2 separate regions of the Mus musculus genome follow, and region 1 is linked to region 2. A link is a loop called in an ENCODE intact Hi-C map of the cell type or tissue named here. Cell type or tissue: heart. All regions are shown on one strand.

Evidence for each region. Peaks named below come from ENCODE experiments on the same cell type or tissue, not always from the same donor. Only the 100,000 strongest peaks of a DNase experiment are listed, where the experiment ranks them.
Region 1: it touches region 2 in a loop (2.7-fold over the local background); 5 of 42 quality-filtered maps call a loop at or near these places.

The regions. Positions count from the first base shown.
Region 1 is chr14:67,611,879-67,614,378 of GRCm38, forward strand. No RefSeq gene overlaps it. Among named protein-coding and RNA genes, the nearest start is that of Gm24981, 46 kb to the left of the region's middle. In heart, no CTCF peak of the experiment used is centred here; DNase peaks (open chromatin) are centred at 1,483 and 2,013.
Region 2 is chr14:67,232,390-67,234,889 of GRCm38, forward strand. Ebf2 (early B cell factor 2) reads left to right here and starts at 2,255. Exons shown (of 16, transcript NM_001360202.1): 1 at 2,255-2,500. Gm20675 (a long non-coding RNA gene) reads right to left here and starts at 806. Exons shown (of 2, transcript XR_874748.1): 1 at 714-806; 2 at 27-358. In heart, a CTCF peak has its summit at 1,002; DNase peaks (open chromatin) are centred at 962 and 2,182; H3K4me3 peaks cover 2,373 bases; H3K27me3 peaks cover 1,311 bases.

The sequences.
Region 1 (2,500 bases), 380 kb after region 2:
CCAGTGCCAAACAGACCAACGTTTCCAGGCTCAAGACTACTAGCTTTCCAACGGGGCAGCTGCTAAGGCTTGCCCTCGTCTCAAATGTTATACATTATCCTGGAACTTTTTTTTTTTTTCATTTGCAATTCTCCTGACTTGAAGTCCTGATTAATAGGGGACACGGAGCCCTGTTAAGAAAAATTCAATACATTATGCTCCTGTCTAATCTACCCTACGCAGCTCTGTTGCAAAGCCACATTGCAGCGTTCACACAGCCGCACTCCTCTGGGGCTGAAGGGGCCAGGGAAGGGAGAAGCAGGGGGAAAGAGATTCCACTTCCTGGCAACTCCCCAACAGTGTCTCCAGCTCCTTCCCTCTACAAGCATGTCTGCAACATACACGTGCACACATGTACACACGAGAACATGCACATATGTGTGTGTGCACACACACATACAACAAGAAAGCACACATAGATTTTTTCCTGAAAAAAAAAGTATAATATGCAGATTTGAGAAAAACGAAATTTCCCTCACTTTCATTTCACCCCAAGTGCCTTGGATTTAAGTCTAACTTCCCCCTACCCCCAACGAGCCATGGTAGGTTTTTTTTTCTTCCTTTCCTTCTTCCCTTCCCTCTGTCATTTAATTTCATTCTGATCTTACAAGGTCTCACTGTACAGCTGTGGCTGCCCTAGAATTCAGCACATAAGCCAAGTTTGACTCACAGCCATCCTCGTGCCTCCAGCTCCCAAGTGCAGGCATTGTGGGGATAAACCTTTATGTCCAACAATAGTTTCATTGTTTCAGACTGGAGAGTGAGGAAGGCGAGGGGTTTTGGTTTGGTTTGTTTTAAGCAAAAGCAGGACAAGCGATGACATCCTGGTGATACCCAAGCCGGCTTGGAGCTGACCTACTGGGTAGCACTGGACTCCAGCCTCACCTCAGTCAGCCATGGCACCAGCTACCCCAGCTTCCACAAAATCAGATGCTAATGGATAATTCCAGAAACCTTCCAACATGTAAGCTGGAAAATCAGAAGGAACCTGAATTCCAGCTCACAGTTGCCAAGAAACTCTATATGGTGCAGGTGCAGGGCAGGTTTTTTTTTTCTTCCTCTTTTAAATTCAGACTCATTAAAATATGTATTTTGCAAGGGGATTAAATTCAAACATCTGGGAAAGGGAAGAAAAGTCTACAACTCCAAAATATTTCTTTACTTGGCTTTGGACTTCGATTGTTTCATTTCTTTTAAGTTGGGGATAAGAGGGTGCTCGCTGGTGAGATGACAGAGGGGCACAGAGAGGGCTAGAAAATGACTTGGAAGGGTCCCTGACTTCATCAGCAGCCATAATTGTGGGAAAAGAACCCGAAGATGCCAAACAACAGGAAATTACCAGAAGAATCTGTCAGCACAATCAGCTGCTATTTTCATTGTTCTTTGGCAAATTTATACGCAGTCGGGAGCACCTGGGCTGGCCAGGAGCCCAGGTTTGACTAATTGCCAGGGGAGAGGAGTCGTCATTTGTCTTCGATGGGGTTTCCTCCATTCGCTCCTCAAAACATGTGGTTTCGCTTTTCCCCTCTCTCCGCAGGAAATGGCAGGACAGTGAGACGCAAAATAAATGAGTTCACTTCCAAGAGGTTGCGTCCTAAGAGGCCACTCCAAAAATAACTGTCTTGTGAGACGTTGTTAATAACCAAGGTTCTATAGGCTGTCCACGGAAAACAGCGTTTCAAAGGCACGGTGATTCCCACCCCCACCCGCTTCCCTGGCAAAACACAGTGCACATTAAAAATAAAAGCGTGAGGGATGAGAGAAGAAATCAAGCCCAGTGTCTTCTTAAGGAGGAGAATGTCACCCCTCACAGGTTTGCAAAGCTCCTGTCCAGAGAGCAAAACAGTCTCCAAGGTCCATTCTCCAGTAAGGGAAGGCTGCAGCTGGAATAGCAAATCCCAGTCTGATCGCAGCTCTTGCTCAATGCCCCGCACTGACTCCCCAGTCGTAAACTCTACTTAAAAACTTTCGTGTGGGAAGCCCGGAGGTTCCTTGAAGGCATGCGTGAGGCCCACCCCATGCCCACCTGTCGCACTGTTGCTCGTTGCGTGGCAGAGAGTTGATGTTAGATCAGCAAGGGTTGTATGAAGAGTATAGTGGTATCTGCACTAATCGCCTGGCGAGTCGCTTACTGTCCAGAGCGGGATGTAGATAATTTGAAATATTTTAAACTTCGAGAGATGACTTTTTTTTTTTTTACAAGAACCACCTGCCAGAGTGCCTTCTTCTCTAGCTCATGCGCATGCGCGCGCGCGCGCGCGCGCGTGCACACACACACACACACACACATCCCTCCACCTCACACCCCCTCCCACCATTTAAGCCATGGCTCTAGCCAAGATACTCTACTTGAGTATCGAAGTAGCGAAGTCATGTTTTACATCCTTTCCTGAAACCAATCGAGCTTTCTAACTTAATTGCCCAGTATTTGCAACGTGCTGATTGGGACATGTCACGGTGA
Region 2 (2,500 bases):
TATGCTTTGGAGAAGGCAGCAGGGAGCAAGGAGAAAGGAACAATTCATTCGCTTCCTGAGGGGTATAATTTGGGCGGCAGCTGTTACTGGTGAGAAAAGAGGCGTCAGCGACCTTGGCTCTGCCCTTTAACCTGGAGCCTCTGGGGGCCGGCGGGCCGGGCTAGGCCGGAGCCCGTTGCTGCCCCGCAGTCCCTCAGGCTCTCCGCATCTTTCGCGAACATTTTCGAGGTGGAGCTGATCAAAGTCTCCTTGGGGAGGTTAAAACAAAACTAAACAAAAGCCAGCCGTTTCATCCACACGTCGGAGGGCTCATTGGCTGGTCCACACTCTTCACCGAGGAACCTGAGGCCTTGCCCAGCTGGGAACATGGCCGGGACAAGAAAGAAGGACAAGAGATTAGTTAAATTCAGCAGACTTAAAAAAAACAAAAACAAAACAAAACTAAAACTAAAACCAAACCAAAACAAAAACGAGCAGGCCCAGCTCGAAGACTCTGGGTGGTTAGTTTTTCCTGGGGTCGCAATTATCCGTAAAGTCTTGTGTAACTGAACTGCGCAGCTGAAAGAGCAGAGGTGGATCTTATCTCGACCATTTTCTCCCCCACCCTCCCTCTTTTGTTGGATAACTGCCGAATGCAACTAGGCCTCTTATTTTCTTACACTCAACTGTACCTCAAGCCACCCTGCCTCCCCTTTAAGCCTGAAATTAAAGACCTGGAGTTAGGGTACACCATCAACGCGACTCCAGCCCCCCTCCCCAGTCTGTGCAAAGAGAGCCCCAGCCAGCTTTCAAGTCAGTCACTGCTGTAGAGAGAGACCAAGTCTTCCGGAGCACCATCCCGCCTGCGCAGTCTGTAGTCACAGTTTGCCCCTGAGGTGAAGTGACGTGCTCAGGTCCCCTTCAATGGAGACTCAAGCAGTCTCTGAAAGCGCAAGCTTCCTTTTCGCTCGCCGGGCAAACGTGCACCCCAGGCGCTGTGTCCTCTAGCGGCGAACTCTCGCAGCTCGTCTGTGAGCGCTCACCTACAGCTAGGGGGTCCGGTCAGGAGTCAATTGACACTCAAACCTGAGCCCTGAGCCGGGAGGAAAGACTCCCGACTGTAATGATGCTGAGAGGCTCGGGTGCAGTCGCTCGAACCGCGGCGCAGCTGATTGTCTGCTCCACGGCAGATGGTCTTTGAGCACAGATTTGCATTCATTGTCTTCAAATCTGTTTTCGCGCTGGCGTTCTAGATTTCAACAGCAGATCTACGCGCAGATCAGAATACAAAAAGAGAAGCAAGAAAATAACACCCAGCCAGGAGGATTTTTTTTTAATAGGCACCTCCAGCCGTCTAGGGTTTCAGCTATTTTGTGGAGCCTCGGCTTCCCGACCACCAACCTTCGCGACCACAGCGCTCGGCGGACAAAGTTTCCAGGACTTCTTCACAGACGCCTCGTGTCTCTAACGCAGGGTTCCCCGGCCTTCAGGGATTGGGGAGGGAGATTTTAAAAGGGGGGAGGATTCGAAACTTCATCCCGCAGTTCTCAGCCAGCCAAGCTGTCAGCAACCTCTCCTATCTGCAAAGGTGCGTACTCCCGCCCTCCCGGGGCTGTTTTCCTTAACTCCTTCACCATTTCCCTTCACAGTATATTTATTTAAACTGCACTTGAGCCTCATTCGTCCACACTCCGCTCTCTCCTTCCTTCATCTCGCCTCTCCTTCTAACACTTGTGGCCTTCGCACGAAATGATTGCTTCCCTGGAACTCTCTGAGACTTGGTAGACCGGTTCAGAAAGACGGATGCCCTGAGGGTAGTGTTTGCGAAAAGCATAAATACAGGTGGTCACAGGTCCAAACCCCGGGAATGAATCTGTAGGGTCTCCCGCAGGCGACAAAAAACCTGCATCTAGAGGCAAATCCGCGCTGGCTTCCTGCTCCCGCGATCGGAAAGAACCATCATGATCCTAACTCTCAGAGTCCTGCTACTCTGTTTTGGTGCAGGATTTGGGGACCCCCTTTCCCACTCAGGCCAAACACTCGGGACTCTGGTCGGGACTCGGTGCTTGTGGCTTGCTGTAGCCTTTCACCTCCCGGACTTCGGGCAAAGCAAAGCTTGGCTAACGCCGCGGGAGGACGTCCGCCCAGCTTGCCCAGAGCCGGCCAATCCCGGGCGTCCATGCAAATGAGGCTCCTTATCGGGCCTCGGCTCCGCCTCCCGCGGCCTGGGTTGTAGTAACCATTCATGGGGCCCGCGCGCTGCAGCAGCCCGGCTCTGCGGCGCTCTCAGCCACCGCCTCCTCCCCGCTCCGGGTCTTCCCCTTCCTCTTACAACTGATCCTGTTGGGGATTTTTTTTTTTTTTCCTATATCGGAACGGTGGGGAGGAGCAGGGAGGGGGGAACAAGGAGGAAGGGGAGAGATCAGGCAGCTATCTATCTCCTCCTGTTTTTCCCAGAACAGGTGATGCTTCCAAATTGTGGCCACTTTCTGGAGAACGTTCTGCAGCTGGAAGGATGCGG